Regions from separate parts of the Mus musculus genome. Here region 1 is linked to region 2. The links are chromatin loops, found by intact Hi-C in ENCODE. Cell type or tissue: heart. All regions are shown on one strand. Links, peaks and the distances in the headings refer to the core of each region. The heading gives the core; the rest is flanking DNA. Region 1 overlaps Yeats2 (YEATS domain containing 2). Region 2 holds the start of Klhl24 (kelch-like 24).

What was found. A loop is a pair of places that touch in the nucleus more often than their neighbours do. Peaks named below come from ENCODE experiments on the same cell type or tissue, not always from the same donor. Only the 100,000 strongest peaks of a DNase experiment are listed, where the experiment ranks them.
Region 1: a loop joins it to region 2, with 2.3 times the contacts of the local background. A loop is called at or near these places in 1 of 42 quality-filtered maps.

What each region holds. Positions count from the first base shown.
Region 1 is chr16:20,179,888-20,195,838 of GRCm38, forward strand. Yeats2 (YEATS domain containing 2) reads left to right here. Exons shown (of 31, transcript NM_001145930.1): 11 at 6,364-6,603; 12 at 9,452-9,610; 13 at 10,499-10,602; 14 at 13,272-13,379; 15 at 13,757-13,939. Among named protein-coding and RNA genes, the nearest start is that of Yeats2, 47 kb to the left of the region's middle. In heart, for the core only: a CTCF peak has its summit at 5,667 (motif pointing left); no DNase peak of the experiment used is centred there.
Region 2 is chr16:20,091,007-20,106,957 of GRCm38, forward strand. It overlaps Klhl24 (kelch-like 24), which reads left to right and starts at 6,548. Exons shown (of 8, transcript NM_029436.3): 1 at 6,548-6,665; 2 at 10,986-11,048; 3 at 15,657-15,951. The coding sequence starts at 15,718. In heart, for the core only: CTCF peaks have their summits at 5,180 (motif pointing left) and 6,422 (motif pointing left); DNase peaks (open chromatin) are centred at 6,485 and 7,105; H3K4me3 peaks cover 1,576 bases; H3K27ac peaks cover 1,865 bases.

The DNA of each region.
Region 1 (15,951 bases), core at 4,593-7,092, 89 kb after region 2:
TGAATGCTTTGGCTATATGTCTGTCCCCCACATGCACACCCTGTGCTCACAGAAGCCAGAAGAGGGCGTCAGATCTCCTAGAGCTGGAGCTGCAGATGGTTGTGAGCCATCTTGTGGATGGTGGGAGTCAATCCCAGGTACTCTGAGTGACTCAGCTTCTGGGTTGCAACCCCTGGGGGTGGTCAACCAGTGTTTTTAAAGCAGAGCCATTTCCAGCCCCTACATTTTTATCCTTTGCTGAGAACTTTCTGGTTCAGGTTCTGATTGTGTGAATAGGAGACTTTAATGTTACATATTTAGTCTTCTGTAAAAAAAAGTAATATTCAACATCAACATTTATCTTATTTTATGATGTTTTATCATTTAATAAGAATATAAATGTGTTAATGTTCATTTAAGTTTTTATATATAAGCAGTTGATTCCCAGGTAAACCTGGGGGGTTAACCTGCTCAGGTAAGCCTGAGGAGGGTAGAAAAGCTGGCTCAGCTATAATGAGCCTTGCATGCAAGCATGAGGACCTGAATTCAGATGCCCAGTCAATGTAAAAGCTAGATAAACAGTATATATCTGTAACCCTTCACTGGGGTCCAGAGACAGGTAGGCTCTTGGAGCTCACTGGCCAAGCAGTGTAGCCAAATTGGTGAGCTCCATGTTCAGTGAGAGCAACTGAAGAAGGCACTTGCATCAACCACATGCATGTACACACACACACACCCCTGTCTGAAAACTCCTTTAAAGACTTCCTCAGAGGTATTTGTCCTAGTGACTCCAAATTTAGTCAAGTTGGCAATGGGAATTAACAATCAGATGTCTACTCTCTGTCACCTTGACTTACAAATGCATTGATTTTAGATTATTTTATGTGTGAGTATTTTGGTTCTATATATGTATGTGCACCATACGAATGCTTGGTTCCCATAGAGAGCAGAAGAGAGTATCAGACCCCTGGAACTGAAGTTACAGGCATTTGTGAACCTGATGTGAGAGCTGGGTACTGACTCTGGGTTGTGAAGAGAACAGTGCTCTTAACTGCTGAGCCATCTCTCCATCTCCAACATTATTTTTGAACCCTTACTGTATATCCGTCAAGGGCATATATTCATCTCAGAATGAAAATGCAGGAGTCCTCAAGAGTCTCCAAAGTTTTTTTTTTCCTTATACAGTAATTCATTTTGGGTTTTATTTGCTTCTGCAAGAGAAGCAAATACTCTTAACCATTAAGCCATCTCTCTAGCCTCATAAAGCTCCAAAGCGTTAACAGTTTTAACATTGCTCAAAAGCCCAATTCAAAGTCTCTTCTAAGACTCAAGGCAGTCTCTCAATTGGACCACGTATAATCAAAAAAGACGGTTTATAAACTAGTGTACAGTGGTAGAGTGAACCGTCTCATTCCAAGCAGAAGGAATAAAGGCCTAACAAAGGAATACTGAACCAAAGCAAATACCGAATCCTATAGCTCTGTGTTTGTCATCTGGGCTCCAACAGCCTTGAGTCCTGTCTATGTCCTATGTCCTGTTTCCAGCCCTATACCTTTTGGAGTTTGCATGCTCGTAAAATCAGCACCATGTGGATACTGCCTGGTTTTGCTGCCAGTTTGAGATATAGCCTGACACCTTTGGACCATAGCTCCAGCAGCCTGTGTGGTCTTGAACAGGACTTCTGTAGGCTTTGTCTTTTGAGGTTTCGAAATGACTTTGCTTCTTTAGCCCTCCACGGGTGGAGTCCCATATTCTAGACCATATTCCTATCATCCGGTTGCAGGTATGAGGCTATACCTTCGTGATGTTACTTAGCCTCCTTTACAGTGGCTGCTGCCTTGAGAGCACCTGGTCTGTTTACTGAGCTCATGCCCCTTAACTCAGCAAACTCACACTTTCTGACTCTGAATTCTCGTTGTCAACCTCAGCACACACAGTGAATGACGCCTCGGTGCAGCCTGAGAGTTGCATTTACTCTTTCCTCTGCCAGTCAACTTAGTCTAAGCCAACCTCACGCAGATGACCAGGGCCGGGATAGAAAGCAGCCAGTGTTAGTAGTGGTTTTAGTTCTGGTTGTGTGTTTACTTACTGGAGTATAACACACAACAGCTTCTAATCCAGTTCTCAGCAGAGTCCTTAGTCTCCTCCAAGCCCCATGAACACATTCTTATGCCTGTCAGCAACCTGATCCTCTGTAGTCCCACCAGAACAGCCTTTATGTTAGACTCTGGTCACAGCATCATCCTAGGGCTTTGATAGCCACAGATCCAAACTCTTTCTCATTCCTCCTACATGCTAGTCCCAAAGGCCTGTGAAGCAAGTTCAAGTTCATCTCGCCAGTGACCTCCCTGCTGGTCCCTGGTGTTCCTGGAACTCTGTGTTAATGACTTGTCACTGACCGGGGGATGCTGCCACTCACATTCAGAGTGGGAAGTCTCTTAAACTTCTCTGGAAACACTAAGATACACAGGTGTGTCTTAGTGACCTTAGTCAGGTTGACAAACAAAGGTCAACTATCACATCACTGATTGTTTTACCTAAGTTAGCAGTCTGAGCACAGGATTTACTTTCTACCAAAAATATCTAAGGGGATAAATGATACTTATTTTATGCTGACAATTGTTTTAAATGGGTTTTGAATTAATATTGAATAATGTGGTAAAAGGTTTTTTTTTTTCTGATAATCTAATCCTTTTTTTTTAATTGGATATTTTCTTTATTTGCATTTAAAATGTATTCCCCTTTCCAGGTCTCCCCTTCAGAACCCCCCTATCCCATTCCCCCTCCCCCTGCCTCTATGAGGGTGCTCACCCACCCACTTCCACCTTTCCACCCTGGCATTCCCCTACACTGGGGCATCGAACACCCTCAGGCCCAAGGGCCTCTCCTCCCACTGATGTCCAACAAGGCCATCCTCTGCCACAAATGCGGCTGGAGCCATGGGTCCCTCTTATGTGTACTCTTTGGTTGGTGGTCCAGTCCTCGGAAGTTCCAAGGGATCTGGCCGGTTGACACTGTTGCTCCTCTATGGGGCTGCAAACCCCCTCAGCTCCTTCAGTCTCTTCTCCAACTTCTCCACTGGACTCTGCACTCAGTCCAATGGTTGGCTGCAAGCATTCACCTCTGTATTTGTCAGGCTCTGGCAGAGCCTCTCAGGAGACAGCCATATCAGGCTCCCTTCAGCAAGCACTTCCTGGCACTCACAATACAGTCCAGGTTTGGTGAATGTATATGGGATGGCTAATATCCACTTATCAGTGAGTGCATACCTTGTGTGTTCTTTTGTGACTGAGTTTACCTCACTCAGGATATTTTCAAGTTCTATCCATTTGCTTGCAAATTTCATGAAGTCATTGTTTTTAAAAACTGAGTAGTATTCCATTGTGTAAATGTACCAACAGAGATATTTCCAGAGTGGTTGTACCAGCTTGCAATCCCACCAGCAATGGAGGAGTGTTCCTCTTTCTCCACATCCTTGCCAGCATCTGTGGTCACCTGAGTTTTTCTGGCTGGTGTGAGGTGGAATCTCGCGGTTGCTTTGATTTGCATTTCCCTGATGGCTAAGGATGTTGAACAGTTCTTTAGGTGCTTCTCCGCCATTTGAGTTTCCTCAGTTGAAAATTCTTTTTAGTGAGAATTTTATTGAGTATTTTTGCAGTGATGTTCATAAGGGAAATTGGCCTGAAATTCTCTTACTTTGTTGGGTCTTTGTGTGGTTTTGGTATCAGCATAACTGTGGCTTCATAGAACAAATTATGTGGTGTTCCTTCTGTTTATATTTTGTGGAATAGTTTGAAGAGTATTGATATTAGATCTTCTTTGAAGGTCTGATAGAATTCTATTCAAAACCCATCTAGTCCTGGGCTTTTTTTGGTTGGGATACTTCTAATGACTGCTTCTATTTCTTTAGGGATTATGGGACTGTTTATATAGTTTATCTGATCCTGATTTAACTTTGGTATTTGATATCTGTCTAGAAAATTGCCCATTTCATTCCAGATTTTCTAATTTTGTTGAATATAGACTTTTGAAGTAGGATCTGATGATTTTTTTTTAATTTTCTCGGTTTCTGTTGTTATGTCTCCCTTTTCATTTCTGGTTTTGTTAATATGTATACTTTCTCTGTGCCCTCTAGTTAGTCTGGCTAAGGGTTTATCTATCAGCTACTGGTTTTGTTGATTCTTTTTGTTTCTGTTAGGTTGATTTCAGCCCTGAGTTTGATTATTTCCCGCTGTCTAGTTCTCTTGGGGTATATTTGCTTCTTTTTGTTCTAGAGCTTTCAGGTGTGCTGTTAAGAGTGTATAGCCGGGCATAGTGGCTCATACCTTTAATCCCAGCACTTGGGAGGCAGAGGCAGGTGGATTTCTGAGTTCGAGGCCAGCCTGGTCTACAGAGTGAGTTCCAGGACAGCCAGGGCTACACAGAGAACCCCTGTCTCAAAAACAAACAAACAAACAAAACAAAAAGAACAAAACAAAACAAAAAAATTGCTTGTGTGTGCTCTCTCCAGTTTCTTTTTGGAGGCACTCAGAGCTAGGAATTTTCCTGTTAGCACTGCTTTCATTGTGTTCCATAACTTTGGCTATGTTGTACCTTCATTTTCATTAAATTGTAAAAAAGTCTTTAATTTCTTTCTTTATTTCCTTCTTGACCAAGTTATCATTGAATCAGGAGTTGCTCAGCTCCATGTGTATGTGGGCGCTCTGTTGTTTTAGTTGTTAATGAAGAGCAGCCTTAGTCTGTGGTGATCTGATAGGAGGCATGGGATTATGTCAGTCTTCTTGTATCTGTTGAGGCCTGTTTTGTGACTGGTTATATGTACAATTTTGGGGAAGGTACCATGAGGTGCTGAGAAGAAGGTATATTCTTTTGTTTTAGGATGAGATGTTCTATAGATATCTGTTAAATCTATTTGGTCCATAACTTCTGTTAGTTTCGTTGTGTCTCTGTTTAGTTTCTGTTTCCGTGATCTGTCCAGTGGTGAGAGTGGGGTGTTGAAGTCTCCCACTATTATTGTGTGAGGTACAATGTGTGCTTTGAGCGCTAGTAAAGTTTCTTTTATGAATGTGGGTGCCCTTGCATTTGGAGCCTAGATGTTCAGAATTGAGAGTTCTTCTTGGTAGATTTTTCCTTTGACAAATATAAAATATACTTTCTTATCCTTTTTGATAACTTTTGGTTGAACGTTAGTTTTATTCAATATTAGAATGGCTACTCCAGCTTGTTTCTTGGGACCATTTGTTTGGAAAATTGTTTTCCAGCCTTTCACTCTGAGGTAGTGTCTGTCTTTTTCCCTGAGATGGGTTTCCTGTAAGCAGCAAAATGCTGGGTCCTGTTTATGTATCCAGTCTGTTAGTCTATGTCTTTTTATTGGGGAACTGAGTCCATTGATGTTAAGAAATATTAAGGAGTAGTGATTTTTTTTTCTTAAGATTTATTTTATTTTATGTATGTGAGTATACTGTAGCTGTAAGATGGTTTTGTTCAATTCTTTCACCTGTTTGGTTGTGTTTTCCTGTAATTCTTTAAGGAATTTTTGTGTTTCCTCTTTAAGGGCTTCTTCCTGTGTAATTGTGTTACAGGTAACTGTGTTCTGTATTTCTTTAAAAGCCCTCTATCATCATCATGAAATGTGATTTTAGATCAGAGTCTTGCTTTTCCAGTGTGTTGGGTATCCAGGGCTCCCTCTGGTGGGAGAACTGGGTTCTGATGATGCCAGGTAGCCGTGGTTTCTGTTGCTTATGTTCTTTCCCTTGCCTCTCACCATTGGTTATGTCTGGTGTTAGCTGGCCTTACTGTCTCTGACTGTGGCTTGTCCCCCCTGTAAGCCTGTGTGTCAGCACTCCTTGGAGACCACTTCTCTCTGGTAGGAATCTGGGTATGGAGAGCTGAGGCACACGGTCAACTCTGGGGTGCAGATGGAGACTGGAAGGATCCTGCCCCTGGCTGCTCCTCGGTTCCTGTGTCCTGATAGCTCTGGGTGGGTCCCTCTTGGGCCAGGAATTTGAGCAGAGTGGTGGTCTTACCTGTCCTCACAGGTGTATCGACCCTCCTCGGAGACCAGATCTCTCCTGGGGGCATTTGAGTACGGAGTGCTATGGCACAGGATCAGCTCTGGGTGCAAATGGAAACAGGAAGGATCCTGCCCCAGGCTCCTCCTCAGTTCCTGTGTCATGAGGGTTCCAGGTGGGTCCCTCTGAGTAGAAATGGTGGTCTTAACTGTGCTCACAGGTGTGTCTGCACTCCTGGGAGACCAGCTCTCTCCCCAGGGGCATTTGGGTGTGGAGCACTGTGGCACAGGCTCTAACAGTTTTGTTTATTTCCCAAAGCTGGAAGATGGTTCATTGTAATTGATTTTATCATCTGTCATTACATTTCAAACAGGATTCCCAGAGACCACTGAAGCTGAGAGACACAGTACATTTTATTCTTTACCATCTTCGTTGGAAAGAACACCCACTAAAGTGACAACAGCACAGAAGGTCACCTTCAGTTCACATGGGAATTCTGCCTTCCAGCCTATCGCATCAAGCTGCAAAATTGTGCCACAAAGTCAGGTGCCTAATCCCGAGTCACCTGGCAAGTCCTTTCAGCCAATCACCATGAGCTGTAAGATTGTCTCAGGTATGCAGAGCAGGTGCTGGAGATAGTGTGGGTGGCTCTTACTAGGTGGGGAAATCAGACTATCAAACTGGCCTGGAAATTTCTGTGTAGCACCGGCTGGCCAGGAATTCAGGGTGTTCCTTGCCCAGCCTTGCAAATGCTGAGATTACAGATGAGAACTACCATACCCAGCTCGGAGATGCTTCTACACTGCCATGTGTATCAAAGGACAGTTAACCACTGTTGGTAAGCAAAGCTGTCCCAAAGAAAAGCACAGGTCATTTAAATGGAACAAATTTCTGAATAGGGTGAAGAAATGAGGTCCAAGGTATTTATTCCAGTTTTCCCCTGGCAAATGGGTGTTCTGCTATATTTTAAGATTAGAGTTGAGAAATCTTTGACTTCTTCTAAGGGTTGAGTTGGTGTGGAATTGAATTGCCTTTTATTTTTCTCTATCCATTGCTAGAGCATTGTTGATCTTATGAGCAGTCATTCTGAGACTTCCATTTTGCTGAGGGGCTTTAGCTTGTGACAATTTCACATTTATACCAAAAGGACTAATGGGAACATACTTACTGTTGGCTGTACTTCAGGAAAGACAGGAAGGGGCAGTTGAAAATGTCTTAAGTAGGGAGAACACTTCTTTGTAATTGTATTTCATATGTTTGAATGTTTTAGCTGCTTGTATGTTTGTGTATCATGTGTATGCCTGTGGAGGCCAGGAGAAGATATTTTTTATCCCCTGGAATTGAAGTTGCAGGTCACTGTGAACCACCATATGGGTGCTGTGAACTGAATCTGTGTCTTCTGTAAGAGCCACCAGTGTTCCTAATTTCTGAGCTATGTCTCCAGCCCCTCTGTATAAATTTTAAAAGAAGGCAAATGGGAATATTTACTGTTGTTCGTGGATAGCTAAGCAAAACTACATGTATACCTACTCATTTATGTTGTTATACAATCCATAGAGGGTAACAATCCTGTAATTTAATCTGCTACCAAGAAATTTGAAATGAAATGTTTCAGAAGTGGAGTAGACTGAACATATAAATTGATTTGAGGTTCAGAGAAATTTACAGAGGACAAGTTCCGTGGGTTGGGGTAGGTAATTAAGTGTGCTTAGCTGTGCATGAGTAGAGTTTGAGAATACTGTTTGGGGTTCTGCCTATGGCATACATAGTACTGATAGAGATTTCTGTCTATTGTAAATAAATTTCACATTTTCCTATTCTAAATATATTCCAAATCAAAACACAGAATTCCTCAACCTAGCTATTTCCTTACTGATTTTCTTTGAACATTCAGTGTTATAAATACCAGCTATGATATTAAGAGATTTATCATACCAAAGTGCAGTAGTGGTCTACATTATGAATATAAACCACTGCTTTAGGGCTGGTGAGATGGCTCAGTGGGTAAGAGCACCCGACTGCTCTTCCGAAGGTCAGGAGTTCAAATCCCAGCAACCACATGGTGGCTCACAACCATCCGATCACGAGATCTGACTCCCTCTTCTGGAGTGTCTGAAGACAGCTACAGTGTACTTACATATAATAAATAAATAAATAAATAAATCTTTAAAAAAAAAATAAATAAACCACTGCTTTTTGGATTTTTTTAAATATAAAAATATATTTACCTTATTCCTTATCATCCCTCCAGCCCTTCCCATGTGTTCATGGCCTTTTATTTTTCTAATTATTGTTGTGTGCATAAGGGTGTGTGTGTGCGTGTGTGTGTGTGTGTGTATGTGTGTGTGTGATTATATTAAATGTGACTGTTGAGTCTCTTTAGTGTTGCTTATGTGTATATTTTTGGGGTTGATCAAGTAAGATTGGCTAGAAATGTAGGGTGTTCATGCCTGGGAAAGAAGCTTTCTTGGCAGTCTTTAGTTGCCTATGTTCTTCATCTAGGGTGAGGCTCCTCATAGGTCTCTCATTTATGTTGTTTAAGTAGCTGTATTGTTGGATTTTGAAGCCTAAGCTAATGTGTAACAGCAATCATTTGTTTGTTTTCAAGACAGGGTTTCTCTATGTAGCCCTAGCTGTCTTGGAACTTGCTCTGTAGACCAGGCTGGCCTCAAACTCACAGAGATCTGGTCTACCTCTGCCTCCCAAGTGCTGATTTTAAAGATGTGTGCCACCACCACCTGGCATGTAACTGTAATCTTAAATTATGTGTTCTTCATGTCTCTGACCCAGTACATTCGTGGTTGTATGTGTGTTTGTGTGAATGTTGTTATGATCATTTGCCAAAAACAAAATACTGGTTAAAAGCAATCCCATAAAATGAATATTTACTATAAGTGCTGAACAAAAGATCTGAATCTTGCTTGTTAGTGTTTGCTTGTTATCCCAGTCAGTTGGAGTCGGTTGGAGTTGGTGACTTCATCCCTTACAAAACTTAAAGCTTTTCAGAATTATTTCTTTTTTTAACTTTTTCCTTTAAAATTGTTATGTGTAGGAGTGTTTTGCCTGTGTGTCTGTCTAGGAACCACAGATAAGCAGTGCGCATGGAGATTAGAAGAAGGCTTTAGATTCCCTGGAACGTGAGCTGCCATGTGGGTGCTGGAAATTGAACACTCAAGCCCGCAGGATGAGCAACAAGTCACGTACTCTTAACAGCGGAGCCATCTCTCTAGCGTCAGAATCTGTTTCTAGTTAGTCGCTCAGTTTGCTGACCCTGGTCTTGAAATGATCCGGGTTATCCAAGTGCACGGTGTAAAACTGGACTACCTGGCCTCAGCCACACTGGTGCAGGCCCTGCTCAGTATTTGAGATGCTGGGCCTGTTCTCTCTTCTGATTATGTCTTTGGCATCTTCCTACCTAATTTCTGTTTATTTTGTTTCTCTCCTTTCTTTAATTAACAAAGGTTCTCCAATATCAACTCCAAGCCCATCACCATTACCTCGCACACCAACTTCCACTCCAGTTCATTTGAAGCAAGGCACTGCCAGTTCTGGTGTCAGCAACCCTCATGTTATTGTGGATAAGCCTGGGCAGGTCATTGGAGCCTCCACTCCAAGTACAGGTATGGATAAGCACTACTAGTATCACCTGAAGAGTTTGATCTTTTATTAATGATAAAATCCCGGCATGAACCCTCCATCTGTAGTAAGTGTATATAAATGGAAGCCCATACTGTTTCTCTGAGGAAGAGTCACTGTGGGTGAAAGTGCAGTGTTTAGGAATTAGAATCCCACAGCTCCATGGTCCCTATCAGGTTTCTGGGTTTGGTCTTGGTTTTTAGTATTCTTTTAAAACCTTGTATCCATTTCTTCATTTAACCCATGTTTTTGCACATGCTCCTAAGGTGTAATCTTCCCTTGTTAAGGGAAATAGGAACAGAGAAATAAAATGAATGATTTTAAAGAAATGAGGCTGTTTCCCACCCCACACATTGCTATATATAGTGGACTTCCACATAGGTGTTCTGTTTTGTTTTTAAGCTTAGGTTTTAGAGTGGTTTACATGTAGAGATCATTTGAAAAGTTCTGCTTCCAGCATATTTAGGTATGCTGAGCTGTCTTGTGGCTACATATTAGTTTTAGGAATCAGCCCACAACTCTGAAGAGGCAAGTTTGGTAGGTAAAATAAGTTATGGAATCTCTCTTTAGATCTAAACTTATTTACTATTGATGATTAAGTGAATTTTTTTAATCAGACTTTGTGTGGCTGTGGGATAACACAGGCAGCATTTGGAAACAGGTGCAGTAAAAGTTGGCATTCAGCAGAGTGTGTGTGTGTGTGTGTGTGTGTGTGTGTGTGTGTGTTTAGACTTTTATGGTTTTGAATCTTCAACCTTTAAAAATGAACAGTAAATAATTGGAAACAAAGAATGGGGGAAATGATTTTTAAATTATATCTTGTAAACTTTATTTTGTTGATACATAATTTTTATATCTGTCTTGCTTATCAGGAAGTCCTACAAGCAAGCTCCCAGTGGCCTCTCAGGCTTCCCAAGGAACAGGGTCCCCTATTCCTAAGATTCATGGAAGTAGTTTTTTGACATCTACTGTGAAGGTAAACTGTCCCTGCTTTACTATATTGCGCAAGCTCAGCGGGGGTGCTACCCAAAGACAGCATTTGATCCTGAAGATTATTTCTTCTTCACTTTCTTCCTGATATAGGAGACAGTGCTCAGCACATCTCTCAAGTGCTTACCCAGTACTAGTTGAAAGCTCAGTACGGGAAGAGGCAGCCTTACTTACTTCATTAAAAATACTCCTTGAGAGGCTGGAGAAATGGCTCAGCTGTTCAGAGTGCCTGCTGCTCTTAAAGGTCCCGGAAGCTACATAGCAGCTCACGGCTACCTGTAACTCCAGCTTCAAAGGATCTAATGCCACTTCTAGCCTTTTTAGGCACTGCACACACATGTGCAGACTCACACAGACACATATACATTCTCTATAAAAATGTTTGCCTGGCAGCATGGTTTCTGATGGTACAAGGAGCAAACCTTGTCCCCTTTGCACACATCAGCCTTAGTTAATTAATTTAAAAGTAATTCTTGGGCTGGTGAGATGGCTCAGTGGGTAAGAGCACCTGACTGCTCTTTCGAAGGTCCAGAGTTCAAATCCCAGCAACCACATGGTGGCTCACAACCATCCGTAAGGAGATCTGACTCCCTCTTCTGGAGTGTCTGAAGACAGCTACAATGTACTTACATATAATAAATAAATAAATCTTTAAAAAAAAAAAAAAAAAAAAAAGTAATTCTTAACCTCTTCAAATAGAGAGTAGTTCAGAATATCACCTATCCATACAGCATCCGACTTCTTCACATACTCAAGACAGTCTGCTCAGTATTTGGCCAAAGCACTTCCCTGTTTGGCTCCTGTTTTCTCAAGATGGTTATCTTACTTGAAAGCCTTTCAGATGCAGACTGCTGTCTGAGTGGCCCTGAGATGCAAATCTGCTTTAGTGAGTACCCACCCCAGCAGTTAACATTCCTCTAACTTAGTTGACAGGGATCACAGATGGTTTTCTGATCAGAATGAGGTTTTCTTGGAGTAACTCCCTTGAAAGTCTTACCTCTACCATTTATTTTTTAGTATTTGTTGATGACATTTCATTTCGTAGGCAAGTAGTAGTCTTAACTTTAATTATTTTCCTTAAAGTTCAATTTTGGCACATTATCTCTGAGATCTGCTTTTGTCTTTTGAGGTGGAGACAAAGGTCAGTGGTTTTTATCTCACTCTGCTGTTGCTTTCCATTTTCTATTCCCACTTCCTTCCTTTGATGGTTTGCTTGTTTTGTGGTAAGCTTTCACTGTAGTCTAGGCTGGAGCTTGGGACCGTCCTGTCTCCCCCTCCTGAGATACAGGGTTACCTTGGCCTAGAGCATTGTTTTCTTATCCTTTTTATTCCTTTGGAAAATTTATTTTCCAAATGTGAAACTCATTTTACATTTATCTGTATTCCAGATACTGAGTGAATTTTTCAAGACAAGTTGAGAGTATAAAAGAAAAAAAACACACACTCTAAAACATCACCATTATTTGTTAGAATAACTTACTTAGTGCCTGTGCTTTAGGAATATAAAGCCAAATACAACCCCTGTCCTCTACCATCTGGCAAAAGATCAGACATACATAAAGAATCAAATATTAGGAATGGACATAAAGATCAGTTGGTGTTGTGTGAAAAGACTTCCTAGGGAGATGCAGTGCTCATATCTATTCACTCCAGATAGGGAACCAACAACAGATCAAAGTCCACTGTGGTAAACCAATGAGTTTTTTATTGAGGTTACTTACATGAGTATGGGTGAGGGGTTACTTACAGGGGCAGAAATGACTCAAAAACAGCTGCTTCACCAAGGCCCAGCCCAGGAAGGGTGCTGACTCACAGAAGCAAGGAAACCTGGAGTAGGTTAGAGTATCCTTTCCTAGTGACTATGTTAGTCAGGCAGCCTTGCTGGTTTTTCTCCTCCTTGCTGGTCTGATCTCAGGGCCTTTCCTGCAGCTTGCCTTGTCTTTCTTGCTTACTCTGAGAGGGGGGCCCTCGTGAATCTGCTCAGCTATTTTGAGACGTTTACCTTTGCCTTAAGGAACTTCCCTGGGAGATAGAGCATGTCAGTCTCCAAGAAACTGCTACACAACACTGGTAGAGTGCTTCTCCTACATGCACAGAGCTTTGGGTTCCGTCCCCAATGCCACATAAAAACAAGTGTGAGGTTGTAAGCATGTAATCCCAGCACTCGAGAAGTAGAGGCAGGAGCATCAGAAGTTCAAGGTTTTCTTTAGCTAGATAGTGAAACCAACCTGGTCTACCTGACACCCTGTCTTATAGGACTGTAACATCCATCAGGACACAGGTGAGTAGCCTTTTGCTGAGCTGATTTCCTGATTTTTCAGGCAGGGTTTCAGTGTTTAGTCCAGGCTAGACTTGAACTAACAGTCCTCCTTTGTCAGCCTCCTGTGCAGTGAGTTACTACTGGTGCTCAGATGGAATTGCATACCTCATTTTTTATTTGCTTTTAAAAAGGAAATTACAGTAAATGTATAGAAGCTTAGAAGATCTCTAGCATTGTGGGTTTTTGTTTTGTCGTGTGTGTGTGTGTGTTGCTGGCTGTGGTAGGTTTGTATTAAGTAGATAATATTACTGTATTAAGTGTACTAAGTGGCTAGAGTATCTGAAAGCATCCGTTTGGGCCTGTTATATAATATATAGTAATGTTTTTACATACAGCAGGAGGAGTCTTTATTCGCATCTATGCCACCTCTTTGCCCAATTGGTAGTCACCCTAAAGTGCAGAGCCCCAAAGCTGTGACTGGAGGACTTGGGGCTTTCACAAAGGTGAGTGTGTGTCATAGCCTTACCTGTGGCCTTCCCACTCTTTAATAGGCCTTAGCTCTGAGATGTGCTCCCACTTATTTAATGCTGTCCATGTCCTAGGACTCCAGGGACACGGGAGTTCAGAGGTCACGGCCTATTTTGTCTCTCTTTGCTGCCTTCCTACCCCGTCTCTATGACAAGTGACAGAGCAGGGATCAAGTGAGATACAATTTGCCTAAGGACTCGTATCTCTTAAAGCATTATTTTACCTTTTTCATGGAGCCGTTCTGTGTATCCAAACTTGATTAACACTGCAGAGACTAGATTCACAGTTTCATAGTAGGTCCTTCCTCCTCCTCCCCATGGGATACTTATTCAGTGTCATTGTGTGTTGCAAGGTGATCATCAAACAGGAACCTGGAGAAGCTCCTCATGTGTCCACAACAGGAGCTGCGAGCCAGTCAGCATTCCCTCAGTATGTGACCGTGAAAGGGGGTCACATGATAGCTGTGTCCCCTCAAAAGCAGGTCATAAGTGCTGGAGAAGGGACCACTCAGTCACCAAAGATTGCACCCTCCAAGGTTTGTATGGGTTTGGGGTGGGAGAGTCATGTTCAAGAGATAAAGGTTATTTGTCTACATAGTTGGCAGGTGCCAAAATGACTTAGGTTGCTTAAGTTGTTGATCCCATATTAACCTATGTATGTTAACCAGATTGGAGAAGACCTAGTCAGTTGATATTACACACATGTGCTCCTTACTGTCTATCCCTGACAAGAGTAAGGGGCGTTTAAATAGAAGACCCAGGAACAGTCTCAGGAGCATAGGGACAAAGTATCCTCTCTCTAGCAGTAAAAGTAACAGGCTTCATGGGCTTTCTAATGATTCACATCTAAGTGGGAGCACTGTTTTGACCTGTAAGAGAGTGCTGCTCTGAACACCTCCAATGTCCAGGCTCTGTGATTTGTTTGTTTTGAGAGAGGAAGACCTCAGATTCAAAACAACCTCCTACCTCACTATCCCAAGTGCTGCGGTTCCAGTGTGTGCCATTTGATTCTTTCATTTATTCTCTTTATAAATTAGAAATAGTAGAGAATAAATATAGAGAGTACGGTGAAGCAGCGTATAATTTATTTTCTACATCAGTTACATATAGAATCTATCAGGTGCTCATATACCACGCTCTTTGTTCTTCATATGTGTGTGTGAGATATATATATTATTCTTGAACTATACCTAAAAGGCAAGTATCTCCCTCCACCCCTTATAAATGTGGCAACACTGGGTTTGAGGGGCTAGGGACCTTGCTGGAGAATACATGAGCATATAGCATACTAGCATATAGCGTATAGGTAGTAAATGGCAGAAGGCTTGAAATTTATGTCTTTCAGCTCCAGATGAACCGTTCCAGAGCTGGTGAGATTTATTTGCTGTTGTCTCTAATCTAAGCATGCTTTGGAACATGCAGTTACATTATCTCAGTGTTTTAGTAGGTATATTCTAAAGCTATTGAGAATGTTTTATGGGTGTTTATATTTCAGCTTCAAAGCCCGGCCTGTCTAGAAGTGAATTGTTTTGAGAAGAATATTTTAAAATGGAAGGCAGTATTACATAGTTTATGTTAGTTTAGACAAATAGATTTCTTTGGGGATAGAGGTTAAAATTCAGGGTTACATATTGCTTTTAAGTCTGTAAGGTTTCCAAACTGAACTAATCAGACAATTTATCTTCTGAATTTAACATAGCAATTCCTAATCTGTCGCACACTTTCTGTGCCAGTATTTTCTCAAGGGCCTGGGAATCTGCTTTTTCCTAAGCTCCCCACTGATTCAGATGCCCTGTCCAGTCAGACTCTCCCACAGCCCTGCTCCGAGTCAGTCACTCTCCCACAGCCCTGCTCCGAGTCAGTCAGACTCTCCCGCGGCCTTGCTCTGGCCTCCAGGTGAGTCTGTTGCTGTTTGAAGACACTGCTCTGCCATTGTCCACAGCAGAGTGAACCCAAGGCTTCACGTGTAAGAGTAGAGTCTGAGTATTCTGCAGCTCAGCTGAGCTTTCTTTTACCTTTCCTTGTAACCTAGACTGGCTAGCAGTCTTCTGCCCCAGCAGAGTTAGAGCTGCTATGATGGTGGTCCTGCGTCGTCAGCCACATCGTGTGCTTAAACTTCCTGTTCCGCCTTTCTTACAGTCTCTCTTTTTTAACCTTTTATTTGTTTGTTTGTTTGTTTGGTTGGTTTGGTTTGGTTTTTCGAGACAGGGTTGCTCTGTGTATCCCTGGCTGTCCTGGAACTCACTCTGTAGACCAGGCTGGCCTCGAACTCAGAAATCCACCTGCCTCTGCCTCCCAAGTGCTGGGTTTAAAGGCGTGCGCCACCACTGTCTGGCACCTTTTATGTTTTTTAACCTTATATTTTTATGTATGTAGGTCTTTTGTCTAAGTGTGTATCTGTACACCCTGTACATGCAGTGCCTCAGAGACCAGCAGAGGGCATCAAATTCCCTTGGGACTGGAGTTACAAACAGCTGTGGGCTATCATGTGGGAGCTCTTAGCTGCTGAGCCTTCTCTTACACTATGTTTAAAGTATATTAGGCTTCA
Region 2 (15,951 bases), core at 4,946-7,445:
AGAAGCTCATGGGCCAGCTGGCACAGCGGCAGGAAAAGAGGTTCTTCCTGACCGAGTGAGAACTGATCTCCACAAATAAACAAGTGCAAGGTAAATGTCTCCTGAGAGATGTAAAGGAAAAACTGGGATGCTCACTACCTCACTCTCCATTGATAGAGAAATCCCCACAAGCCTTGCTTTCCAAGCACCACCTTTTCCATCCAAACTCATGAAGAAGAAGCAAGCTGCCTTCCGAGGCTTCACTAATCTTCATGACAAAGGTCACTCACAGGTCACCCTAAAAAGCATCTAAATTTAGAGATTTGCCACAGGAGCAAAACGTCCAGGCACTAGTAATAGAACAAGACAGGCTTTCTGAACTATGCCAGGCATGTGTTTGCAATGCTGTCAGTCACCACAGAGCCAGGCTCTGTGCCTGTGTGCTGGTGACCTGGGAGACCTCAGCCTTTTCTAGGCCAGTGACAGAGTCATCTAGAACTGCAAGCAAATAGACATGGCTTTTAACATACATTTAAAAGAAACATTCAGGGGCTTGGGATGTAAGCCCAGGGGCAGAATACCTGTCTAGCATTTATGTTACCCCAAATTTGATCCTCCAGCACTCAGCACTATGAGTAATGAATAAGTAAAACTTTTTATTTTAGTACTTCATACATGCATATAATAAGTCTTTTATGTCAAATTGTTACTAGAAGAAACATAGGTCTCTTCAACCTCTGACCCTTTGACCTATGTTCTACAGCTCAGAGTCAACCATGTTTTAAACAATCATGTCACCTTTGTGTGAAGATATAGGGGCAGAGACACACTTTCATACACCTTTAGAGGACAGCACTCTCATTGGGTGTTCAGAGGGCTAGTTTGGGTTTGTTTGTTTGTTTTGTTTTTTATTAAGTTGGCTTTAGTATAACAATATCTACAAATCAGTCATTTATTGTTTCATTGTAGTTTCCCAAAACATTTTAATTTATAGTTTTCAGAAGGGTTATTGTAAAGCCTATTTCCATGATACTAGCATATCAAATTACCATTCTTCCAGCCATTTATGATCTTTCTCAATATTTCTAAATACAGTGTAGTTTTAAGATAAATTATATCTCCCCATCAGAAAGAGTAAACCGTCTTCTCTATGATATCCTTTGTGCGAGAAAGAATGTATAACATACGATAACAAGTCTACAGAGGATCTGCTGAGGCCTGGGTACATGAAGGTGGGGACATGTCTACAAAACCAGCACGTGGGAGACTGAGGGAGAATGATTGCTATGAGTTTTAAGATCAGCCTGACAAAACAAGAAACAATAAAATAAATGAAGAATATTTTAAAAGCCAGTCAAGGTGGCTCATGTCTATAATTCCAGCACTTGAGAAGATGAGACAGGAGAACTGCTACAAGTTCAATGCCAGCCCGGGATTTATAGTGAATTCAAGGTCAGCCTGATATAGGGAACAACCCCAAATCAATGTCAAAACCAAACAAATAAAATAGGATCCAGAGAGGCAATTTCATAAAACCTTTGTCCTCTAGCCATATGTACTGGCTGGTTTTGTGTGTCAACTTGACACAGCTGGAGTTATCACAGAGAAAGGAGCTTCAGTTGAGGAAATGCCTCCATGAGATCCAGCTGTAAGGCATTTTCTCAATTAGTGATCAAGGGGGGGAGGTCCCCTTATGGGTGGTGCCATCTCTGGGCTGGTAATCTTGGTTCTATAAGAGAGCAGGCTGAGCAAGCCAGGGGAAGCAAGCCAGTAAAGAACATCCCTCCATGGCCTCTGCATCAGCTCCTGCTTCCTGACCTGTTTGAGTTCCAGTCCTGACTTCCTTTGATGATGAACAGCAATGTGGAAGAGTAAGCTGAATAAACCCTTTCCTCCCCAAGTGCTTCTGGTCATGATGTTTGTGCAGGAATAGAAACCCTGACTAAGACACCATGCAATACTTAAATTTACCTTGATTTGCACCCATAGTTAACATATGCTTATTTATGTGATTTCTTTTAGCTTTAATTTCTGAGGTTTTTTTTTTTTCCTTAAAACTTGCTTTTCCAAGTCAATATAAGAGATAGTATATCTCTTTTTACTCTTCCTTTATTTTCTTCACTACAACTCATGTTCTTAAAGTACAGGACAAAGCACAGAAGGCAGAAACTATATAAGAGGAGCTGAAAAGATGACTTAGTAATTAATATCATATAGTGTCCTTGCAGAGGACCAGGGTTGGTTCAAGCACTCGCTTTGGAACCAGGGGATCCAGTGCCTTCTCCTTGGCCTCCATGGGCACCGGCACTAACGTAGTACACATCCAAAATCTAGGGCACATAAACATATACATAGAAATTGGTGAGAGAAAAAATGGTGATTATTCTTGGTTGTTGTTAAATACTCACTATATCCCACATACTACATATTTGCTTTTTTCCTATTTTATCCTCATAATTACACAAAGTAGGTAGTTTTATCTTAATTTATTTTTATATTTTAAATGTTTTTATATTTTTGTACTTTAAATAGCTTTTTGGTTTGGTTAGGTTTGTGCTATGTAACGTAGGCTGGCCTCAAACTACTGATATTCCTACCTCAAGGTCCTCAGAACTGAGATTACAAGTGGGAACTGCCACTCCCAGAATTATCCTCATTTTGAAGATGAGAAAACAGGCTGAGAAAGGTTAGCGTACTCAAGCATGAGGCTACTAGGATGCAAAGCTAGCATTCGGACCAATCCTCTGACTATAAAGCACCACTGCAAACAGAGTTGGAGGACACAACCGTCAAAGGGCTAAGCTTATGTAATGAAGTAGCAAAAGCAACCCAGCATAGGGTGACCTCTGGGCTATCCGCTGTGGAAACTTTCTGAGATCTCTAATAGAGCTTCAGGGAGGTTGTGTTACTTAGAGTGGGTGCCTACACAGAACCTCTGGGGAGCACAGCATCCGCTGAGATGACAAAATGAGAACTCTGGGTCTGGCGGTTGTTGCCCAAGCTTTATGTCTGAAGAAAGTCGGTGAGATTTTTCAAGAACAAAAATGGAGGTTACTCTTGGGTATGTTTAGCCCCTCTCCTTCATGGACTCTGCAGGATTCATGGAATGTCTGTCTACTAAGCAATCCAAGGACCACAAGTGGGCAAGATAAATTCTTAGGACCTGTTGGCATCTTCAAGAAGAAGAGTGCCAGGAATAACAGATCAAGCTGAGGTTCATACATGCCTCTACAGGTCACTAGAGCAAGAAACTGGGGCCAGGAACATGAACTCTATACAGACTCTATGGTAGTTTGAATGAGAATGGCTCCTATAGATGCATACATTTGAATGTCTGGTTCCCAGTTAGTGGAACTCTTTGGAAAGGATTAGGAGGTGTGGCCTTGTTGGAGGAAATAAGGGCTTGGGGTTTCAAAAGCCATGCCAGGGCCAGCCAGGCAGTTACTCAGTCTCCACACACACCCTCTCTCTGCCCGCAACTTGAAAATCAGATATGAACTAATCTTAGCTACTTTTCCAGCACCATGCCTTTCTTGCCATGCCACCATGTTCCCTGCCATGGTGATCATGAATCAACCCTCTAAAACTGTAAGCAAGTTCTCAGCTAAAGTGTGGCAGCTCACAACTGTCTATAACTGTAGTCCCATGGGACCTGATGCCCTCTTCTCAGATGTATGTATGTGCAGACATACACGTGGACAAAATACATACATATATATGTGTGTGTGTATCACAAACAAATAAACCTTTTTAAAAAATAATGATGAAAAAAAGCATATAGAGATAGTATCATCAAAATGGGAAGTCACAAATCCAGAAGAAACCAACTGGGGAAGTCGAGGCAGTCAGCTGGAGTTCCAACCTGAGCTTTGTCTCCACTGAATGAGCTTGCTATGGCTGAACTTCCAACTTCCTTTTCCCACTGTAACCTCTCTTGGAGGTGGCTCACTTTCTAGCTGTTTTCAAGGAAACCGTGACTTTTATGGTTTATTTTTGGGCTGTTTCACTGTTCTCTTCCCTCCCTCGGAACATCATCTCAGACAAGGGACCCTGGAAGACACTTTAGACAACCATGCCTGGGTCTGAGTTGGGAGGGAAGGAACACCACTTCCAATGCCAGCTTCTTAGTAAGCTCAAACAGCACAAAACAATTAACCAGGGTTCCATCGTAGCAGTGCACAGGCTGGGCATAGACTCATAATCCTAGTACTCAAAGTGCAGGAGGAGCTGAGAGTTCCACATCTTCATGTGAAGGCTGCTAGCAGAATACTGACTTCCAGGAAGCTAAGATGAGGGTCTTAAGCCCACACCCACAGTGACACACCTACCCCAACAAGGCCACGCCTCCTAAGGACAAGCATATACAAACCATCACACCATACCTCCCTTCCCATAGAAAGGGTGACCTCATGACCTTATATGATCCAAGTCACATAAGCCCTATTCTTCTGTCTTGTTCGTAGAGCATAGACCACATATCAACTAAGCCAGCTTCCTTACAATGTAATATGCTCCTTCGCTCAGAAATCTTTAAGAATAGACGGGGGCTGGAGAGATGGCTCAGCGGTTAAGAGCACTGACTGCTCTTCTGAAGGACCTGAGTTCAAATCCCAGCAACCACATGGTGGCTCACAACCATCCGTAACAAGATCTGGCACCCTCTTCTGGAGTGTCTGAAGACAGCTACAGTGTATTTAAAGCATACAATAAATAAGTAAATCTTTAAAAACAAAAACAAACAAAAAAAGAATATTTGTTAAAAAAAAAAAAAGAATAGACACCTTGCTTTTTACTTTGAGTGAAACTAAGTTTCTCACTTTGGGCCCTACTGTACTGCTTGCTGAAGCATTAATAAAATGCTTGCCTGAAAAACGAATAAGTTCAAACATATCTCTCTCTCTCTCTCTCTCCCTCTCTCTCTCTCTCTCAAATCTCCCTCCAAAAAATAAAAAATAAAATAAAATAAAATAAAATAAAAATTCTATCACTAATGAATTAGAGGTCAGCCTCAGAAACATTAAGACGCTGTTTTGCAACCTAAATAAAGGATCTGGAGCAATGACCCCATTGTTAAAAACACTGACTGCTTTATGAGAGAGGATGAAGCCTAGAATTCCAGCATCCCTACATGGTAGCTCACACTCTCTGAAACCAACTCCAGTGCTGGGGAATCTGGTGCCTTCTTCTGGCCTCCATGGGCATTGCATGCAGGCACATGGTACACAGACGCAGACAAAACATATTTAAATTTTAAATTTTTAAATAAATAGAGCTGAAGAAATGACTTAATGGCTAAGAGCACTTATTGCTCTATCTGGATTTCAGCTCCCAGCACCTGCAGCTCCAGGGGGACCCAATGACTCTGATCTTTACCAGCACTCAGATAGCCAATACAGACACACACAAAGAATTAATAATAATAATAATAATAATAATAATAATAATAATAGACAATTTAAAAAGAATTCTAGATAGTTTTCCTTCAAGTTATGTATCTTGTTTAAATCAATTTGTGGAGAAGAGAGGGGAAGAGAAGGAAGGAGGAGGAAAAGAGGGGAGGAGGGGAAAAGGACGAGGGAAGGAAGGAGAGAATATGAAAATAAATCTTCTTGCTTTGACAAGAGAAAACCAAAGAAAGGACTCTCTAAGCTGATAGCACCAACTGGTCAAGCCAGAGTGGCAAGCAGTTTTACTGCAGGCCTAGCCATAAATCTTAGAAAAGTCAAAGAAAGGTCCCCCCCACTCCACCCCCCACCCCCGCGCCCCAGGAAGTACTCAGTAGGCTTTTTTTAAGTTAATAGAACATGAAAAGGAGACCTAAAAGCTTATCAAATGGCCTGCCTGTCAACTCTGCTCCTCTCTCTCTACCTTGTGGCAACACATCTAATTTTAACGGAGGCAAGGCTGTCTTAATGAAGTGCAGAAGGAAGAAGTACGTAACTTTTGTCAGAAGCCAGAACTATCCAAACATTTTCAAGAGCAGAGGACGGCCATCCTTGAAAAGGAATCTCCTAGAAACAAAACATCTTGAAGAAGATTCCATGTGCCTCGGAAAATAAAGGTTTGTTACAATTTTTGTTCAACTCCTGCATCTGATTAAGACAAAAATTAAATTAAATTTAAAAAGTAACTGAGGCTCTGATAGCGACCTTGACAGATTTACAAAGAAAGCGTCCTCTGCAATTATGACCAGGCTTCTAGTACACTCCACCTCTCAGGCCCTCTGATTTCCCAAGTGTGTTAGAACATGGTAATTAAAACAAGCCTTATTCCAAGCTCTAAGGTTGGCTAAGTCCTGGTCTTGTGCTTTGGCTTTGGGATGTAAAGGGCTCTTTGAAAACAATCAACATACCACTTCTGTCTTGATCAAGATGCATTCCTTTAATCTTATTCTACCTTAAATAAATGTTTGGAATTAGCAGCCCGGGGTTGGGTTTCCGCCCTCTAGCGGAACCCAGATGGCCTGAGAGCCCACCGGCAGTAAAAACTACGTCTCCCAGAATGCTCCGGGAAGGCGGATGCCTCCCCCCCATTGGCCAAGGGTGGGTGACGCTAAGTGTTTTGGCTCGACGGTCACATGTTTCCTTTGTTGTGAGCAGTGGCAGAGACTGGCGGTGGCTCGAGGAGACGCCGGCGCAGCAGGGACGGGGGTCGCCGCTCGTGCCGCTTCCAGCCTGCGCCGAGAGGTACCAGGGTGGCCGCTCCAAGCGGCATGCGACCGCGGCGCTGATCCCCGGCACCGGCGGGAGGGAGGCGAGGTCCCTGGCTGCCAGAAGCCCGATGCGGCCTCGGGCGTGGGGACAGGGCAGGGACGAGCCCCGCGGCAGCAATACACTTAGGGTGGAAGCGGCCGGAGTGTTTCGGCCTCGGACCTGGAGTTTCCGTGGGGTGACCGTGAGTGCTGTCGCCTAGCACGGATAAGGATCGGGGTGCTGGGGCCATAGCAGCCAGCAGCACAGTTGCGAAACATGCGGGGCGTGGTCACCTGACCGTTACCCGCCCCCGCGAAGCCTTTGTTTACCGGGAGCGCGGCCTCGGGCCGTCCCGGGGGAGCCCCCACCCGGCTGCCCGCTTCCTTCTCAGGGCCCTCTGCTTCTTAATTTAGTTCCCAATGTTCCCGCCCCCAAGCCCTGGGCACCCGAGGCGAAGATCGTTCGGGCGGCCGGGATTGGGCGCTGCAGGCGGGCCGGGCCGGCGAGTTCCGAATTTTTATTGGCAGGGGGTGGTAGGTGGGTGGCCCGTGCCAGGCAGTCCCGCCCTCGCCTGAAGGTGACCTGGAGGACGCGGGCGCCGAGGGAGGGGAGCAGCGGGGCGGTGGGTAGGAAGGGGGCGTGCCCTGCAGAGGCCAGGGGGTGGGGGCTAACCCGTAGCTCCTGGCGTAGGACAGCGCGCAGCTCTGCGAAGTTGCCCTTGCCTGCTCTGTCCAGCCTTAGGTAGTAAAGGATGACCCACAAGGCCACATTTGAGAAGCTTCAATATCAGCTCTAGCGGATTTTAATCATGTCAATTTTTTTTTCTGTTAGTGTTCTCAGCTGACACCTGGCACAACCACCAGATGGTTGATGGTTGATAATGGTTTGGTGTTTTGTTTTTCTTTATTAGGATTTAATATGTATCCCTTGCCACTAAAAATATAAACGGTGGCTTTTACCTTTAAAAAAAAAGATATTTTGAGGTTATTCACCTAAAAGTTTTTTGGTTTTGGATTTTTGAATGAGCTTTCTTAGTTTTCCCTTTTTGGGGCACACAATTTCGTGTATTAATCTCCCAGGTAATTGAGAAGTTTCTGATAAGTGAGTTGAAGGTGTGTTTGGAAAACTGTACATTAAGATAACCGAAAGCCCAGTCATTTCCAGACGGAGGATATTAAAGGTGGTTTTCCAAATCTCTTAAACTTATGGTGCAGCTAGGTTTTGTCATTTTATCTCAGAAAAGTTGAGTTTCTTCAGTAAAGCAGGTATAATATACTTAATAAAGCAGCCTTAATATACTTTTTAAAGATTTATTCTGTGTGGGTGTTTGACCAGCATGTACCCACCCACCTGTGTTCGGTGCCAACGAAGGCCAGAAGAGGGCGTCAGATCTCCTGGAACTGGAGTTCTAGATGGTTCAAGTTGTCAGCTGCCTTGTGAGTGCTGGAAACCAAACCTGGGTCCTCTGCAAGAGCACTGCTAAACCATCCTTCCAGCCCCTCTTAATATTAAAAATCCAAGTACTGATGCCTGTTAGAATAAGAAGTTGTCTGATCAGGACACATAGTCACTCGTATACTAAGGTTATTCAGATCTTAACATATACAAATGCAACCCAGTATACTTTAATAAGAACTACCTACCATTTGATAAGTTGAGTTTCTTTAAACAAAGCTTGTGACTTAGTCTTTAAACAGGAAGAAGAAAACAATATTCTGAGAGCTATCAGTTATATCTTAAACTTTCCTGGCTTTCGTCCAGATTGCCAAAACCTTAATGCTTTTCCGGTGTGCTTTTTAACTTCCTTGTTTTCCTGCCATTTCATTAAGAGTCAGAGGTCAAGACTTTGGAAAATAAATACTTAGCAAATATGTTGCAGCATTTATTCTTGTATGCACTTTATTTACTCTTACCTGGAAAATTTAGGACAGCTCTTTTATCAAATATGTAAGTGTGGACTCTGTAATGAAAAATGTCAATAAAATGTCCTCACAAGCATTTATGCAAAAAAAAAAAGATTTCATTTCTGTTGTGACTACAACAATGATACAAGACAGCTGGATGTTTTTAACATTTCTGTTCTTCATGCTATAAATACTCCCATAAGCTCAAGGTGAATCCCCTGTGGGCAGCTCCAGTTATTTGGGAGACTGAAGTAAGAGCAATACTCAGTAGACCTAGGAGTTGAAGACCATCCTGGGCAACATAGACTTGGGAGTCCAACAACAGAATAGCTAATTATCTTCAAGAGTTTTCATTCTTCCAGCACACCCTCTCCCACACGCACACTCTCCTTTGATACTGAGGACTGAACCAAGGGCCTTCTCACACATGCTAGCCACTGAGTTCTCCTTAGTTGACTGATCTTAGATGATCCAAAACATTCTAAACCAAATGGAAAATAAGGAGAATGAAAACCTTCTTAAGGGTGGAGTTCATGCCTGTAACTGCAGGACGGGGATGGGGGACTATAGTTTGCATCAAGCCTGAAATATACAGACTGAAATATACCTGGTCTCAAACCAAAGTGATTAGGTTTTGTTGGTGCTTCTAAAACTATTTCTGAATAATTGGTGTAATACTATGTTAAAAATCATTGACTTCCGAGTGTTTTTGTATATTAAAAGGCTATTTAGAATCCCAGGTCACAGAGCATTTTATTGGCACCATAGCTAGTTTGGTTGTAATAAGCCAAAACTAATTTTGTTAGCAGAAAAAGTAACTGTCAAAATTCTGTTTCGGGCTGGTGAGATGGCTCAGTGGGTAAGAGCATCCGACTGTTCTTCCGAAGGTCTGGAGTTCAAATCCCAGCAACCACATGGTGGCTCACAACCATCCATAACGAGATCTGACTCCCTCTTCTGAGTGTCTGAAGACAGCTACAGTGTACTTACATGTAATAAATAAATCTTTTAAAAAAAATTCCGTTTCTCCCTCTCATTCACAGCAGGGACTTGTTTTGTAGTCCTGGCTGACCTGGAACTTGCTATGTAAATTAAAATAGTCTCTAATTCACAATGATCCTCCTGACTCAGCTTATGGAGTGCTGGGGTTACAAATGTTCACTCTCTTGTTTTGCTAGGCTTTTCATTTTTAAATAAAAATGCAGTGAGTGTATTGGGGGTGGGGGGAGCTACAAAATGACATTGTTTCCATGTCAGGTCTAGTGAAGAGCATAAGTCAAGCAAAGCCTTTTCAGTCAGTAAAAATGCCAACCCTACAGTGTCTAAAATTGAATTTGGATCTAGCATTTGCTACCCTAGTGTCAGACAGTAGTAGGACTCTCATTGGCTTTGGGCCTTACTAACTACTGATAAAGAATACTTACTTAGGTAGGACTAACCATCACCTGACTTACCAAGACCCAATATTCTTCATCAAGTGTACAGATAAATTATTCTGCCTAATGAAAGTAAAGAAATGTACAAGATAGTATTCATGTCCTAATCTTAGCTTACTCTGATTGTGGTATTTTGGGTTTTTTGTTTTAAGTTGGTTACTCATATTTGTTTTTAATATCGACTTTTGAATCTGCGTAAACTTGAGAATGTACAAGTTCTCTTAATGGATGATTGGATCAGAACAGCAGTTAAATATAATTGCTATTCTATGTACTACTCTAAATCCTGGTATGTACTTTTAAGCATTCTTCTCTATCTCCTACACACAAACACACACACACACACATCCAGATACGCACAATAGCTCACAAAAATTGTGCTGAATTAGTTGTGTGGACATTGTAAGGTTCAGTAAAGCAGAAGAATTATGTATTAAAGTTACTTGATAAGCTTGGAGGTTCTATATAAAAAGGTATATAATAAAAGCTTAAATTAAAACTAGGTGAGGTTTTTTTTTTCTTTTAACTCTTGAGACTTTTCTCAAATTGATTCCATAGTTACATGTAGTACAGAGTGAATAAACTGTTTACTCTTGACATATTTGGCTTTGATATCAACTTTGAATCTGCCTAAACTTAAGACATCAACTCTTAGAGTAACTTAATTCTATCGAATTTGAATGCAATGTAAGTTTGTAAGCATCCTTCAAATATTCAAAGTGGAATTATCACAGGATATACTTTTCTTCATCTCACCATCAAATTTAGCTTACTGCTTTCATAAATAGTAAAAGAAATTTGAATATCATTGAATATAAAATTAATTTCCTTTAAGAGAGTGTTACTTTTAATGATCTGTATGAAACTGAACTTTAAATTAAAAAGTTGTAATTTACTAAGAACTGTTTTCAGCATATTACTAATGTACTTGAGCTGATAGCATCTGTCTTATATGTCACTGTTCTCTATTTTAGGTGTGAAAATTTAAATAACACAAGTATTTTGCCTGGGGCTTTGGTCAAACAAATGCTGAGAAGGTATATTTATATTTACTGGCTATTGAAACATCGTTACTAGTTTAAACCATTTCATTTCTTTAAGCCAGGATCATTTGGTGCTAGTAAGAATAATAGTGAATAACAGTGACCAATTCTATCAACACAGAATCGGACTGAGTGTGGTGAGGCACACTTGTAATCCCAACACTCAGGAAATGTGGTTAATTTTTAACTATTGCTAGTTTACTTGTAAAAAAAATAGATAAGTAAAACTGTATTTGTTAAAAATGGGAAAACAATGGCTGATTAATTTTACATGGAAGACTAAAAGTTATACTTTGAAAGCATATCATACTGTAAGATGACTGCAAATCACCTACCCTGTGATAAGTAGTAAGAATTTGTATTTGTTTCTGTTGTGGAATGCTGGTTAATGAAGTGTTCTTAGAAAAGAGATAGCAAGGGGTTCTTGTTCTGTTTTGGTTTTTTTGTTATTTTGGTTTTGGTTTTAGTTTTGATTTTGAGACAAAGTTTTCATGTAGGCATGGTTGTCCTGGAACTAGCTCTGTAGACCAGGCTGGCCTCAAACTCAGAGGTCCAACAGCCTCTGCCTCCCAAGTGCTAAGATTAAAGATGATTGCCATCATTGCCCAGCAAGAAAGCAAGTTTTAATTAATCTCTTTATGTCCCATAATTTACCTAATACTCCATACATTGCCCTGGCTACAGAAAGCAGGCCCATGTTTTCCTATAGGTGTCAAGGAAATGCAAATATGTGCAAAGCCAAGGTCTAGTAGATGAAGTGTTAAAGGGTTGTTTCTTCTTAAGGTGGTAATTTTGTTGTCTTTGTTGGCTAGTTGGTTGGTTTGATTTGTTTTGAGTTTTTAGACAGTGTATCTCTCTAAGTCAGGCTGGCCTTAGACCTGCAGCTGTCTTCCTGTGTCTGCCTCATCATGGCTAAGATTGTAGGCATATATTGCCATTCCCAGCTTAAAGAGGTTTTTATTGTCAACACCAGTCGTTATATCACTAATCAAAGTCCTAATTGCTTATTGAATTTTCTGAGCCTGAAATACAGAGATGATGATGATGATGATAAACTAGATAAGCTGATACAAAGAATACATCCTTGATTTTTCTGGATGCTTGATTTGGGAACTGACTTTTAACTAATTTAACCATAATTTGAATCTAGTCTAGTAAAGATTCAAATACGAATTCCTTTCCATGTCATAACTATTTCTGTGTGTATGCTTGTTTTGAGAGAGGGTCTCATGTATCCCAAGCTAGCCTAGAACTCACTCTTAACTGAGGATGACCTTGAACATGTGATGTTCCTGCCTGCCAAGGACCAGTCTCAGCTTCCAATACAACTTGGTTTGGGAACTACAAAAGAACAACTTGAAGTCAATTGTGGGTACAACCTGACAGCTCTGTGTTCTACTTGAACTGGTGACAGCTCACCTCTTGCATACCAAAGCCCAGTCTTTTTCATTTACATATCAATTCAATCATTTACCCAGGGTCCTGTTTTATTATCCCACGAATCAGCACTTTACGACCATAGCCCCTTGATTCATAGAAAAAAACAAATACATTTTTTTAACATAGCAAGTGTATTTAGGGGTCTGCCTGCCTTTGTAAGCACAGACAATAAGCTAGCTGAGTAGGATCCAGCTCTGAGATTACAATTCCTACAACCCCTGGACCTAGATTTACCCTGTCCAAGGCTGATCTTGAACTCAGGATCTACCTGCCTTTGTAAACACAGACAATAAGCTACCTGGGTGGGATCTAGCTCTGAGATAACTATTCTCACCTCATCTGGACCCAAATTCCATCTTTCCCAGGCTGACCTTGAACTCAGAAATCTGCCTTTGTATTTTTCTGATAATCTGGCTCATTAGTGCAACTGCCTTTGTTCTCTCTGGTCCATGAAGCCGCCTCATACAGTTCATAATGAATCCTTATATTTTGCATAGTGAGAAATTATACATTCTTGAACTCATGTTTTCAGAGTTCTTTCCCACAGCCTTATGGGCTATCCTGAAGTTTACAGCATTTACCATTTTGTTGAGGAACACATTCTCACCTCCCAGACTCATGCTGTTTCTAATTATCATGGAGTCATTAACTTTAACAAGGAGAGTGCTCCCCAAAGGAGGAACATGAAAATATGTACATTATTATACAAACAAGCCCTACACCCACACCCACAGCAACTGTCAGCACAACTGGGGGCCCACCCCTTGCTATCTCTGCTCCAGGGGCAGAAAACCATACCATGCTGTCCCTTCCATGGCCATGCAGGACTCAGTACCTGCCTCTACCACTGGAGTGCTATGCTTGCAGGCATGCACCACCCTGCTTGGTTGATCCTGAACCTCCTTGTGCTCATTCTCAGAGGACATCAAAGAATATTATGTTCTTTAGTTATGTTAGGAATCTTAAGTGCTAAGAATTTAAGTTAGAGAGGAATCTATTTGGCATCTTGTCTGTGCTACTGCATATTATCATGCATTATCATTTTGTAATTTTTGCTCTGTTCAACTCTTCTAAAGACTGGATATAAAGCCAGATAAGTCTGTACAAAAAAAAAAAAACAAAAACAAAAACAAAACATTACAGTATTAATTCACCTAAGGATAGAAAATAGGAAGAGGTGTTTATTACTTGTATTTTTGTGCTGGTTTGTTTTTTGGGGGTGGGTTTTGTTGTTGTTTGTTTTTCAACTTGATACAAGCGAGAGTTATTTGAGGAAGAGGAACTTTAATTGAGAAAATATCCCCATTGGGTTGCTTGTAGTTGTCTGTAGGACATTTTTTTGATGATTGACATAGGTGGGCCCAGACAACCTTGGGGCAGCACCATCGCTGGACAAGTGGTCCTGAGCTACATAAGAAAGCAGCTGGCGTGATGTGCATACAAGCCAGGAAACAGTTCTTCATGCCCTCTGCTTCAGTTTCTGCCTCAAGTTCCTTCCCTGACTTTCCCAGTGATAGAGTGTAACCTGAGAGTATCAAGCGGAAAGAAACCTTTTCCTCCTCAACTTGCTTTTGGCCATGCTGTTTATCATAGCATAGTAACCCTAACTAGTACAATTTTTCTCCAAACTTCCATTATAAATAGGTAGTTCTGCATTACAATGTTAAATGTGCATGTTATTTAGGCCCAGCTCTTCACTGTCACGCTTATTTGTTTATCATGTTGAAAGGCACATGTATGCCACAGAATGCATCTGGATGTCAGAAAAGGAGTTGCAGGAGCCAGTTTTCTCCTAATTGCTTGGGTTCTGGGGATCTAACTCAGGTTGTCAGGCACGTGACAGCTCCAGTGTAACAGTGCCTATCTATGACTAAGAAATGTGTCCCAATCCCTCAGAGAGACTGCCCGTGAGTAACCAAAGGACTTAGTCACTCTTCTAAAGACAGTTCTTTTTTGGTTTTATTGTTTTTGGGGTTTTTGTTTGTTTGTTTTTTGTTTTGTTTTTTCGAGACAGGGTTTCTCTGTGTGGCCCTGGCTGTCCTGGAACTCACTCTGTAGACCAGGCTGGCCTCGAACTCAGAAATCCGCCTGCCTCTGCCTCCCAAGTGCTGGGATTAAAGGCGTGAGCCACCACTGCCTGGCCTTTTTTGTTCTTTTAAGAATAAGGTCTCACTTATGTAGCCTTGGCTGGCCTGCTGAAACTCTCTATGTAGACCAGGCTAGTCTTGAACTCACTATATAGCCAAGCATGACCTTGAACTCTTGAGTTTCTTGCCTCCACCTCCAAGTAATGAGATTACAAATGTTTACTATGAACCTAGTTTATGTAATACAAAACCCAAGGCTTCATGCATACTAGGCAAACACTTTACCAACTGAGCTATGTCCCCACTTTTTAATAGCTGTAATAAACTACTCTATCTTAAAGATATCCTGAGGTTTAGTTGCGGGCCTTTAGCTTGTTTTAAGTATTTTCTGCTAATACAACACTGAAAATCTATATAAATAAATTGTTCAAAAAATTATTGATTATTTCTTTGAGAAAATGGTAGAAAATAAGGCTGGTCATACAGTTTACATATTTAAAAATACAGTGATAGATAAATTCTAACGCTGTTATATTAAGGTAATAATTGTTTATATTAAGATTCTAGCTGTAAGCCATGCCTGTGGGGTGTGCCTATAAATCATAGCTTCCAGGAGGCTGAGGCAGGAGGAGTTCCAGACCATCCTGGGCTATGTATAGGGAAGACCTTGTTTCAAATAAACCAAAACAATAGTTGAAGATTGTTAGTCCAGTTCTGTATGCTTTTTTTCTCTTTGCTATGTAGAACAGAGTAGAAACTGAGCATCTAAAAGAGAATGTATAACCCTTTGAGCTCAGGACCACGCAAAAGTTGAAGGTCATGCTTAGCTATGTAATAAATTCATGCTTAGCTATGTCTTATCTACATAGAGAGCTCCAGCAGGCCAGGCAAGAATACATATGGATACACTAGGATATTGCAAAGTAACTCTCATGTTCTAATCATGCAAATGCAAACTTTTATCGGTTTTTATTAAAATGAGCCAGCTAGTGTATATTGTAGAATATGCTAATCATGTGACTTGTATTTACAAAACAAATGAAATTGTCTAAATATTTTTATTTTGTTTTTTTAGTTACATAAAGAAGATCCCTAGGAGCCATTTCTCAGCAATTATATAGTCAACTGATGTAACAATGGTACTAATATTGGGACGCAGATTAAACAGAGAGGATCTTGGGGTGCGTGATTCCCCAGCAACTAAGCGTAAAGTTTTTGAAATGGACCCCAAATCTCTGACAGGTCATGAGTATTTTGACTTCTCTTCAGGATCATCCCATGCTGAAAACATCCTCCAGATATTTAATGAGTTCCGAGACAGCCGCTTATTCACAGATGTCATTATCTGTGTGGAAGGAAAAGAATTCCCA